Regions from separate parts of the Homo sapiens genome. Here region 1 is linked to region 2. The links are chromatin contacts, found by POLR2A ChIA-PET in ENCODE. All regions are on one chromosome and are shown on one strand. The core of a region is the stretch at or near the end of the contact, and the rest is flanking DNA. Distances in the headings are between cores, read along the strand shown. Region 1 has its middle 29 kb from the start of VEPH1. Region 2 holds the start of PTX3 (pentraxin 3).

Region 1 (5,461 bases), core at 256-2,755, 97 kb before region 2:
ACACAGACTTAATACAGCATAAAATATTTGAGTAAGAAACCTTAAAGATAAGAGCAAGGCTCCTATCTGTCCCCTCCACTCTTCCTTCTAGGAAATGATTCACTGAACTAAACTGAAAATATAGGAGAGTTGGAGGAGGGGTAATAGGAGTCCAGATGTTGATGGGTCTTGAAAAAGGGGCTTAGTGCCTGTTCCAGGTAGGAAAGACTGCAGAGTCATGTTGAGACAGACCACGCCTCATCCAACAACACAGTCTGTCCAGACCCCAGCATGGTGCAGGAGCTGCAAAATGATGTGGATTGCACCTGATAGAAACAGTGGTGAGATTCACTGGATGGAGGACGCCTGTGATTAGAAGAGAATGTCCCTCTGGTGGCCTTTGTGAACACTTGACAGAGACCTGGAAGGACAATAGTTGTCATTGCAGGTGCTGTGTGGACAGAGAACATGGACATCTTAATGGGGTGCCCATGTAATCCCCTTACAAATTGTGCACAACCCCATGGAAATGGATAGGGGACCACTTCAATTCATATTACATTTTTTACCTTGGCAGAACAGGGATTTGCAAATAAAATTGGACTATTTAATTAGTCTGACTACTATTTAATTTAATTGGACTATTCACATTTTTATCCATCTCTGTTATGAATAGTGATTTTATTGACTGAACCAGCTTTGGAATTACATAGTTTGGGAGGGAGATAATAAATGAGTAAGCAACTAAATTAACAAAATAATTATTGGCTGTGAGAAGTGTCAGAAAGGAAAAAATTAGGATACTAGAAAATAACCAGGACTGACCTAGCTAGGGTGGTGAAGGAAGGCCTGAAGGAACAGCCAGCACAGAGGCCCTGAGGTACGAGGCAGCATGGCCTGCTCTGGGTCCCACAGAAGGCAGCTGAGCCAAGTGAGCAGTGGATTAATGCTGGACAGGTGGTGGGGACCAGAGGGTACAGGACATTGTGGGCCATAATAAGGAATTGAGGTTTTATTTCATGTGTCAGGAGAAGTTAAGGGTTTTAAGCAGGATAAATAATAGTCAAATCTATATTTTAAGAAGACTAATCTGGCTTCTGTGTGGAGACTGGATTGTGGAAGGAGGAACACGAATGGAAACAGTGCTCCAGGGAGAAGCTTCTGCTGTGGTCCAGGCCAGAGACTGCAGAAACTTGAACACAAAATGGAAAAAAAAAAAAAGTGGAAAAATACAAGATCTATTTTAGACATAGAATCAAGAGGACTGGCTGATGCATTTGAGTGTGGGAAGAGGCACAGGTGGATGTCAGTGTGGCTCCCAGGGGTCTGCTTTTAGTAACCGGGTAGACATCAGGGCCGTTTTCTGAAATTGGGAAAGGAGGATGCTGGGAGGATGGTGATGCTTTTTCAGGGACGTGGCAGGAAATCAATTGCTTCAATTTGGACTTACTCAGTTTACTACGGCAAGGAGTCCTCCACATGGAGTTTTCAGACAGGCAGTTAGCTATGACTCAGGGGAAGTGTGTCAGAGGAGAGGTCTGGGGAGATATTCAAAGTCCTGCAAGTGGATGCAATTGTTTAGGAGAAGAGTGAAGGAGAAGAGAAGAGAGCCCGAAACTAAACAGGGAGGAATCCACCATTTAGAAGTCTGGCAGGCAAAGAGGACAAGGTGAGCCTGCCTTTAATGTTAGAATTGTCTTCATATTTCTTTCATTCTTCATTTTCCTCTTGCGGTAGTTCTGCTTGGTGACCAGTGTAGCCTCAGGGAGCTGACAAGAACCGGGCCTATTCCCCATATGTGACTCTTATAAGGCCTGAACGAATCTCCTCATGTCTTGGTTTCCTCAGCTACACAAAAAGGCCACTGTGGTAGCAGCCACTCCTTCCTTAGGGTTGGTGAGAAGTGTCAAGATGGAGTTAGGCTCAAGCACTAAGATTTACATTCAAATGCCAGCCATTTTCTCAGTCTTTATGAATAATCCAGACTTTGTGTTTTGGACCCTTAGACATAGTAACAACGCAAACGGAATCAAAATCATCATTCATATTATTAACAAACATTTCTGAGTAATGTTTTGAGTAAATGCCTAATAAAGTTTAAGAAATAAAAGTAACTCATGTTTATTAAAGAGGAATTACTAGGTTTCCATTCATAAGCTTCAATATCCTGCTTAATGGATTCCATACCTAACATAGAAATCCAGTGAATGAATTATGGTCAAACAGTCTACAAAAATTATATGGTTTCCTTTTTTACTGTTGTTTCCCCTACGTGAAATAACAATGAGGAATGTAGCTTGAATAAAGGCATTTCTTGTAACAGAATGAAAGCATTAGGGTGACGCTGGTTGTATTTTAGCTGACTGGAGAGCCTCAAAGCTTTATGGTCAGAATGTGCCCCCTTGTGGAAGATGTGAGTAAAAAACAGTAGAGAGGAAACAGTATTGTGGCCGAGATCTTGGGAAAGAATTGAAGGTGGGAGAGGACTAAAGAGGCAGGAAGCAATGAATTAAAAGCCTGTTGACTACACTTCGTAAAGAACCATATAAGGAAGAAGGCATTGTATCAAATAAGGAAATGAGTGTAGCCAGGTGGAAAGGAGAACCTGGGTTAGGTAAGCTCGCAGTCTTAGGTTCTAGAAAACTTCAATCATTAATAATGAGTATAAATGAAATAGCCACTGAATTAGGCATTTCAGAGTGCTGTCTCTGAGCTCAGCCTGGCTGGGTGCAAATCATGGCTCTGTTAGTAGCTGTGTGACTTTAGGGCGTCATTTTACTGTTCTCTAAGCTTCAGTCATCCCATGTGAAAAACAGAATAGTAACAGTGCCTTTTTAGATGCTGGCTGTTGTTGTAGGTAAAGGTTGCTGTGAGGAGTAAATGAGGTAAAGTATAGAAAGTGTTTTCAGTGTGGTGTCTGCGGTACTGAAATAGCTATCACTACTACCTGCCAGTGTGTGCATTTTAAAACAGTGAAAGACATTTCCTTTTCTATTTTTAAAAATGGCTTCCAGATACAGACAATCACCGACTACAGAGGAAAGCTCTGTGGCTCTGTGAAAGTTGTGAGGCTGAAGATTTTTAAGCCTTTCTATAAGGCTGCTCCAGAGATGGAAAACAAGTTCCCCCTCGACTCATATTCTATGTGTGGGGGGGCAATCCATCCAGACACATTTGGATCAGTGTGACTAATTTGTTTTTACACAGTTGAGGTGAGGTCAGTGAGGGGCTGGGTACTTGGCGGAGCAAGGCTGTTTGGGTGGGTGGTGTGGGGCAGGGGTCAACTTGCTGCGATAGGCAAAGGTAGAAATGGGAAAGGAAATCAGGGCCACAGAAAGAGCCCAGGTTTACTGAAACCCAGAAGAGCTCTACTCCCAAGAGGGCACAGGAGAACTTTATTGGGCCAGTAAACATTTCCACTCAAGCAGCTACATGGTGTCAATGGGCAAACGAAAAAATAACAGGATAATTATAGAAAGTTTTCTGAAATTTGCTTTTATTTTTTTAAAAAAGTGTTTGCCTTTTAATTTCCTCAAATGTGCTACCAAAAATTCAGGTATTTTAAACGTCAGGAAGCACTGGTATGACTAAGTGGAAGAGCGGCTATCAGGGAAGGAGGTCAGCAGTGTGCCTTGGGTGTGAGGGCCGCACACCCAGCCTGAAGGGCTCTCCTTTAGAAGGAAGCTTCAAGAAGATGTGCTGACAGATGGTTCTGCCCCATTTCTCATTCAATGGAGAGCTCCACAAGCTGGGTTTGAAATGCTACTTTTGTGAAATAGTTATCAGATAGGGAATTCCATTTCAACTAACTAACAGTTGGAAGTTACCTCCCTTCTCTTTAGTCACTGTAATGAGTAAGTTTCTTTTGTTTTCTTATATCACAAAATGACAGCCCAATAAGCTCTGGAAATTAATTCATTCTAGTGAATGTTATGAAATGAAACAAAACCAGTTTAATGACTGTAATAACTGAGGTTGGGCATCCGTGACATTCCCTGTAGCCACCCTGTGCTTCTTGCCTCCCTTGGCAGGCTCCTCGGCCTGGGTCGTTCATTTATGCTCCCCACAGTACTCTATCCAGCACTCTACCACCCTCTCCTCAGAAGCTCTCTGCAACTCCCACCTAGCCAGTTCACACCTCTGGGTCACTCACATTTTCTGTTTTGTCTTTTCTGGATCTGGGCTGAGAAGTGAGACCTTTGCTTGCAGGGAGAAATCACCAGATGGTGCTGTCAGAGTCCACCATGTATTTATGCTCTCAAACTCTGATTTGAGACCTCAAGACTTGATTCAAATCTTGTTTCATTTTTTTTCTTTTTATCTCATCACATTCTCCATGGTGTCTGACTCAGACCTATTCCTCCACCCCTAGGTTCTCAGCCGGATGCTACCACTTCCCACTCCTAGGAAATCATATTCCATCCTGTATTTTAGAAGATCTAGGGTAGTTTTCTTGGCTCTCGTTTGTCCACAACAGACTGATTTTTGTTGTTACTCTAAGACATTTTTTTGCATGCCACAGTGGGTTAGGCCTTCCTTTCTGCCAAGGCTGACCCAGCACTCTTCTCTGGATCCTGTTCCTTGGAGCCTTCTTGAGTGACCATCTCCATCAACTATCCCCCTTCTCTCTCCTTGTGAGTTGCTTCCTTTACGCTTCCTTCTCCTCTATTCAGTTCCAGTTTTACTTATCTATGACTCAACTTCTGCTTCTCTTTCAAATTTTCTTGAAATTAACCTCTGTGTTTATTTCCAGTGACCACTGTCCTTACAGTCTAAGCTGGGCCTTATCACTGTTTTACAAGCATTTTCTATGAGGCCACTGATGACCTCTCTTTAGGCCTTATTTTTCTTAACCCCTCTGAAAAGTTTCAAATGGCTGACCATCCTCCCATTTTCTTGATACTCTCTCCACCTCCTATCCGTATGATTCTGCCCCTCTGAGTGTTTTCTTGTTGCCTTTTTTTTTTTTTTTAAGCACTGGTTTTGTCTTGCCCCTTCCAATCCATTCTCCATGTGTGGTCAGAGCATTCTATCTAAAATAAAAATCTGATCATGTCATTCCTCTGCTTAAACCATGCAAGCTTCCAGTTTAGGATCCACCCCGAATCTATAATATGGCTCATGAGGCTTTGTCCATCTCTTTAGCCTCCCTCCTCATCACTTCCCATTCACTCAACTCTTCTCAGTCTGTTTCCTCTGATTAAACACTCTTCCTGTACCTTCCAGCTATGCCCTCATCCCTCATTGTCCCCTTTGACAGGCAAAGTCCTGCTGCTTTTGCATGTTCAGTTTAGCTATCACTTCCTTCTGGAAGCCTCATCTGATCTCTTCCATTCATGGGTTGGCTGTCTCTACTATGCGCATGTGCTCCTGAGCCATCCTTTCTCTTTCCTTCTATAGATATAACCATATCATTTATGAGAGAGATATATATTCTCTCAATAGCTAGCTAGCTAGCTAGCTAGCTAGATATCTCTTTTTT
Region 2 (5,398 bases), core at 1,143-3,642:
GTTTTTCAGGTGCATTATATGTACAATGACTTTACGTGGTTTGCGAAACACAAGACATTTCATCCATTAAAATGGCTGCAGAATTCTAATTTCTCTCCTGTCACATTGAGAATCTAGTGTACATTTGATTTTATGCTTTTTCTCCTCTGAAGCCCTATTTAGTATTTACTGACAAGCACCCCTCAAATATTTAGGAAATATGATATGGTTTCTGTAACTTTAAATGAAACATGCTCTCATTACATAAAATTCTTTAACTTTAAATGAAACATGCTTCTTCCCCCTCCCCATCCAGCAAAAGTTGTTTTCTTGGAAATACAGGGAAGGATTCTCAGGAAAAGTGCAAGTTATATTTTCTTACCTAGGACACTGATTTTCTAATACAATCCAAAATGATTGTCACACCACCATTTCTTAGAAGTTTTGGCATACAAAGGAGTATTGATTGGCTCCAAATCTTCTATTTCTTTCTTTTAACCATCTTTAGAATGTATTATTTTGGGAACCCATGTCTGTTTGGAGATTCATGGAGTGTCACATGGGACTTTGAGAAGTTGCCTGTGGTTTGAACAGTCTCTCTCCTGCTTGGCCCCAATTCTCTGAATCCCTGGGGTGGAGCTGGGATCCCCTACACGGATTGGCTCCTACACCTGACTGTTCCACGCTGAATCCCAAACCGCACACCCTCCGACCTCCCCTGTCGCGCTAATTCCACAAACCCCGGGGGCTGGGGGACCCCTGAAGAATTCCGCTGACCCTTCGGGAGATTAGCTTTAGCCTCAAGTTTCTTGCTGAGAATGGGTGGGCGGAGAGGAGGGGCCGGCTGAGGGGCTGGAAAACATCCCTAAACGTTAGCCTGGGCCCTGAAATAGTGCGGGAAACCAGAGCTCCTCTAAAGACAGAGGCAGGATAAAATTAGAAGACGTGGAAATCCCTAACGGAGGGAAGCTGGGCGGCAAGAGGGATCACGGTTATAACGGGCCAGTGGACTCCTGCAGCGCTTAGTCGGATCGGGTGTAAGGGGCCCTAGACGTCTATTTCAAGACTGTGATGGTTACCTCCACAACTCTCTTTAGGGCTCCTTAGGACTGAGGAATACTTTTTTAAAGCCAATTTTCCCGCCTTGTATGGTGTGCCTGAGCTCTGTGACCGCGCATGCAGAAATAGGGGTGTGTGTGTGTGTGTGTGTGTGTGTGTGTGTGTGCGCGCGCGCGCGCGCGCTTCCCATGAAAGCTTCCCCTAGAAGGTTGCCTGGCTTGGCTTGCCGTTACGCGCGCTCCCGGAACAAAGCCGCAGTGGGAGGTCCCGGCCCCGCTTGCCTCCTTACCTGCCGGCAGCCAGCTCCGGGCAGCCCAGCCCTGCACCGCGTGCAGGTCGGCTCGCGTCTGCCGCAGCTCCTCTAGCACCGCGGCCAGGGCGCGCCCCGCCTCCTCTGGGCGCTGCGCCTCCGCGCCCTCCATACGCGCCAGCCTGCGGCCCGCGTCGCGGGTCGCCTGCAGCAGCTCGTCCAGAGCACTGGTCAGCCTGGCCTCTGCGGGAGCCCCCGGCGCGCACGGCCTCGCCAGGCTTTCCGCGAGCCGGCCCAGCTCCTCCCGCAGCCTCTGCAGCTCGCCCCGCAGGACGTCGTCCGTGGCTTGCAGCAGCATGCGCTCTCTCATCTGCGAGTTCTCCAGCATGATGAAGAGCTTGTCCCATTCCGAGTGCTCCTGACCGCAGGCGCACGGCGTGGCTAGAGTACGGGATACACACACGTTAGCAGCCCGCCCAGGCCTGCCTTGGATGTGCTTTGTAAAAGCTGACCTCCCTCGGTGGTGCCAAGTTGCAGCCCGTTCCTGGCATTCCCCTTCCCTTTAAGGACACCTCCGAAAAACAGCATGTAAATGTCTCAGAAACGACAGAAATCATTCATTCAGGTATAGATTAAGTTGTACCCTATGAAATCGCCGGTTATGTAGCTCAAAACAGTCAAATATTGACGATTTGATATGATTCAACCCATTATGTACGTTACAGAAATAACTTTGAAACCTCCATCTTTCTTCAAGTGCTTCTCACTTTTGCATAACAAGCTATAAATTTTTAACTTGTCTCACTGGCCACAAAGTATATGTGTGTTATTTAGACCAAGAGGTGGATATGTAGTCAGGGTTAGCAGAGAAACAGTTAAAGTGAACTTACGGTCCTCAGTGGGATGGAGTCCATTGTCTATTTCGTTGTCCAAATTCACATACATGAGATCATAATCATCCGAGTTCTCGGCCAACACTGCAGACCAGAGAGCACAAAACAGAATCGCAAGGAGATGCATTGCTGGAGAGACGCAAAGTTCTTTCCACAGCTGGCGGGAGGAGACTCTCAAGTGAGCTGAGTTTGAGCGGAGGAGAGTGAGAGTGAGAGGCTGGAGCAGAGAGTCCTTAATAAATGCTGAGGAAAGCCTGAATGGGGATGAATGAGTAATGCTGGTGGCACTGCGGTAACGGGAGTTCCCCTGAATTTGGTGGGGGAGGGGGCTGGGTGGGAGAGCGAGGGAAATGTGGAAGTTGCACAATATTAAACCGCAAAGGTTTACGCTGCAGTCAGATTAATTGGAGGAGGGTCAGAGGGGAAAGAGGAGAGAAACTGGGCTTCTACTGTTCTCCTGAGAATTAGCTGTTGTAATTTGAATTGATAGCAATGGGGATGAAGGAGGGGTGGTAGGGGAGAAATTTCAGAGGGTACTGAAGCAAATCATCATTTCAGCATTTTCTGTGAGCTGTTATTATTTCACAACCCTTTATATATAGAAAACTTTCCATGTTTCCTTTGTACACTGTTTTACAGGTTGAAACTGAAAATGGTCTGATTCCAAGATAAACCAACATATTAAGAATAGTTATGGCTCTGAAAGTCAAGTCCAATCCGAGCTATCTTGTCTTTAATACTTGAGGAGTTGCACCTATACTTTTATAGATAATTTTTTTTTTTGAGACTGAATTTCGCTCTTGTTGCCCAGGCTGGAGTGCAATGGTGTGATCTCGGCTCACTGCAACCTCCGCATCCTGGGTTCAAGCGATTCTCCTACCTCAGCTTCCCAAGTAGCTGGAATTACAGGCACCCGCCACCACACCCAGTTAATTTTTGTATTTTTAGTAGAGACAGGGTTTCACCATGTTAGCCAGGCTGGTCTCGAACTCCTGACCTCAGGCGATCCACCCGCCTTCGCCTCCCAAATTGCTAGGATTACAGACGTGAGCCACCTCACCCGGCCTATGACAAACAACACAGTACAACTGGGTAAACCTAGAATGGGGAAAAAAAGCTGGGGGAAAAAAGGAATATACTTATTTAGTTATTTAGGTATGTTTCTTTTCATAACTTGGTATTATGTGGACATTATATTATTCTACAAGGTTTCGAGGCAAGGATCATGTTTTAAAAGTAAACTTAGAGATTTCTGCTTCTAACAATATATACAGGTCTGTGTTCACATGATATTAATAAAAACTTAAAAGGTACAGATGAGCTCCCATTAAAGTAAGGGGAAAATCCCGGAGCCAAAGATAGAGAGGAAAGCAAAAACAACAATCCCATGAGCTGATGCTAGGGCCCCTCTGGCATAGGAGTGAAGTGAGATAGGGGTTATTAGTTCTATAACCACCAAATGTTGATGACCATGTGGAAGCAAAGCTTAGGCCAAAGGTGGAGAGTTAGAAGGGAGATCCTCATGAAAGCCAGGACCCTCACAGGGTTACCTACTGTATTTCAGTAGGTACAATCCCACTCTGCCCTAGCACAAAGAGGTAGGAAGCAATCATGTCTCTCTTTGAACTCTACAAGGTCCCTTTGAGTTTGTGAAATTGGGCCTGCCCTCAGATATGTTTAGAATTCAAATATATACTATCTGCCACTGTGAAAACAAAAAAGAATTCACAATGATATTTGAACATATGAGGAAGCAAACCACTATAAATGAGAATCAGCAGAAACCAAAAAGGATTAGACACCTCTCCCCAAGAACTGCATTTAGTTGAAATATCAGCCAAAAAACTAGAAAATAAATATGTTTAAAACTACTGAAGCTCTAAAAGAAGGAATTGGAAATATGAGAAAAGAATAAGACATTGTCAAAAAGAAAAAGGCTAGGTGATTTTTTTTAAAGAACCAAATAAAACTTCTAGAATTAAAAAAAAAAGTTAATTGAAAATTTTAAAAGCTCAAGGCATGGATTAAGTGGCAAATTAGGCAAAGCTGAAAAGAATATTAATGAACTGGAAGACAGATATAAGGAAATAATCTAAAATGTGCTGCTTTTATGTTCAGTAATAGGATTCTAAAATCATTTCATTGTTCAGGAGGACGAAAAAGAAATTAATTAATTTTGCTTTGCTCAAAAATATTTGTTATAAGTTTAAGGACAACTACCAAATGGACATAGGCATCCGAATAGAAGGTGCAGGGGGAATTTTTAAAGAAAGACTTGATCTATGAAAAAAAAATTAATGAAGGAGGAAAGAAAAGCACAGAGAAGGATAAGTTAAAAGTACAATATTATTTGCTAAAATTAAATCAAAATATACCAATAATTACCATAAATATTAATGAAACACATTTTCCAGTTAAGAGACAAATATTTCTATTTGTCATATAGAAATATTTTAGTCGGGGCTCACGTTCAGAATCCCAGTACTTTGGGAGGCCAAAGTAGGAGGATCACTTGAAGCCAGGAGTTTGAGACCAGCCTGATCAACATAGCAAGACCCTCATCTGCACAAAAAATTTAAAAATTAATCTGGTGTGGTGATATGCACCTGTAGTCTCAGCTACTCAGGAGGCTGAGGCAGGAGGATCACTTGAGCCTGGGAAGTGGAGGCTGCAGTGAGCTGTGATCACACCACTGCGTTCCAGCCTGGGCGACAGAAAGAGACCCTGAAAAAAAGAAAAGGAGAGAGAGAGAGAAGAAATATTTTAAAAATCCAGCTATACATCACTTACAAAAGCTATGCATAAAACATAAAGTAGAAATGTTAAAAGTTAAAAGCTTTAAATTGGAGGGGAGGAAGAGAACACACCAAGCAAGTATTATTCAAAAAAGCTAGCATAGCAGTAGTAATATCAGTAAAAAATAGACTTAGGCAAAAGAGGATAGTTAAATTATGATACAAAGAAATACTTTAACAGGAAGATATCTCTGAATTATCTAGTAATATAGTTTCAAAAAATATAAACCAAAGGTTGACAGAATTATAAGGAGAAATGGGCAAATCCATAATCATGGAGGGAGATTTTAACAAAGCTGATAAGTTCACATATATCATAACTGATCATTCAAATGCGAAAAAAAAGCCTGCCAAAGGATACAGAAACTTAAACTACATAACTTAAAGCTTGATATAATGAAGTATATAGAGTACTGCCCAGA

Evidence for each region. ChIA-PET counts read pairs that join two places held with the same protein, here RNA polymerase II (POLR2A).
Region 1: POLR2A ChIA-PET joins it to region 2 with 11 read pairs in WTC11. The contact joins the enhancer-like site here to the promoter of PTX3 in region 2. POLR2A ChIA-PET finds 5 or more read pairs at or near these places in 6 of 52 experiments (H1, OCI-LY7, PC-9 and 2 more).

The regions. Positions count from the first base shown.
Region 1 is chr3:157,529,700-157,535,160 of GRCh38, reverse strand. No RefSeq gene overlaps it. Among named protein-coding and RNA genes, the nearest start is that of VEPH1, 29 kb to the right of the region's middle. RefSeq lists a cis regulatory region at 1-408. Within about 2 kb of position 1,505, at least 3 of the 41 ENCODE cell types and tissues checked have a DNase peak (open chromatin) inside an H3K27ac peak, as active enhancers do.
Region 2 is chr3:157,433,844-157,439,241 of GRCh38, reverse strand. It overlaps PTX3 (pentraxin 3), which reads right to left and starts at 2,392. Exons shown (of 3, transcript NM_002852.4): 1 at 2,179-2,392; 2 at 1,328-1,729. The coding sequence starts at 2,308. The region is part of intron 4 of VEPH1 (ventricular zone expressed PH domain containing 1); the gene reads left to right.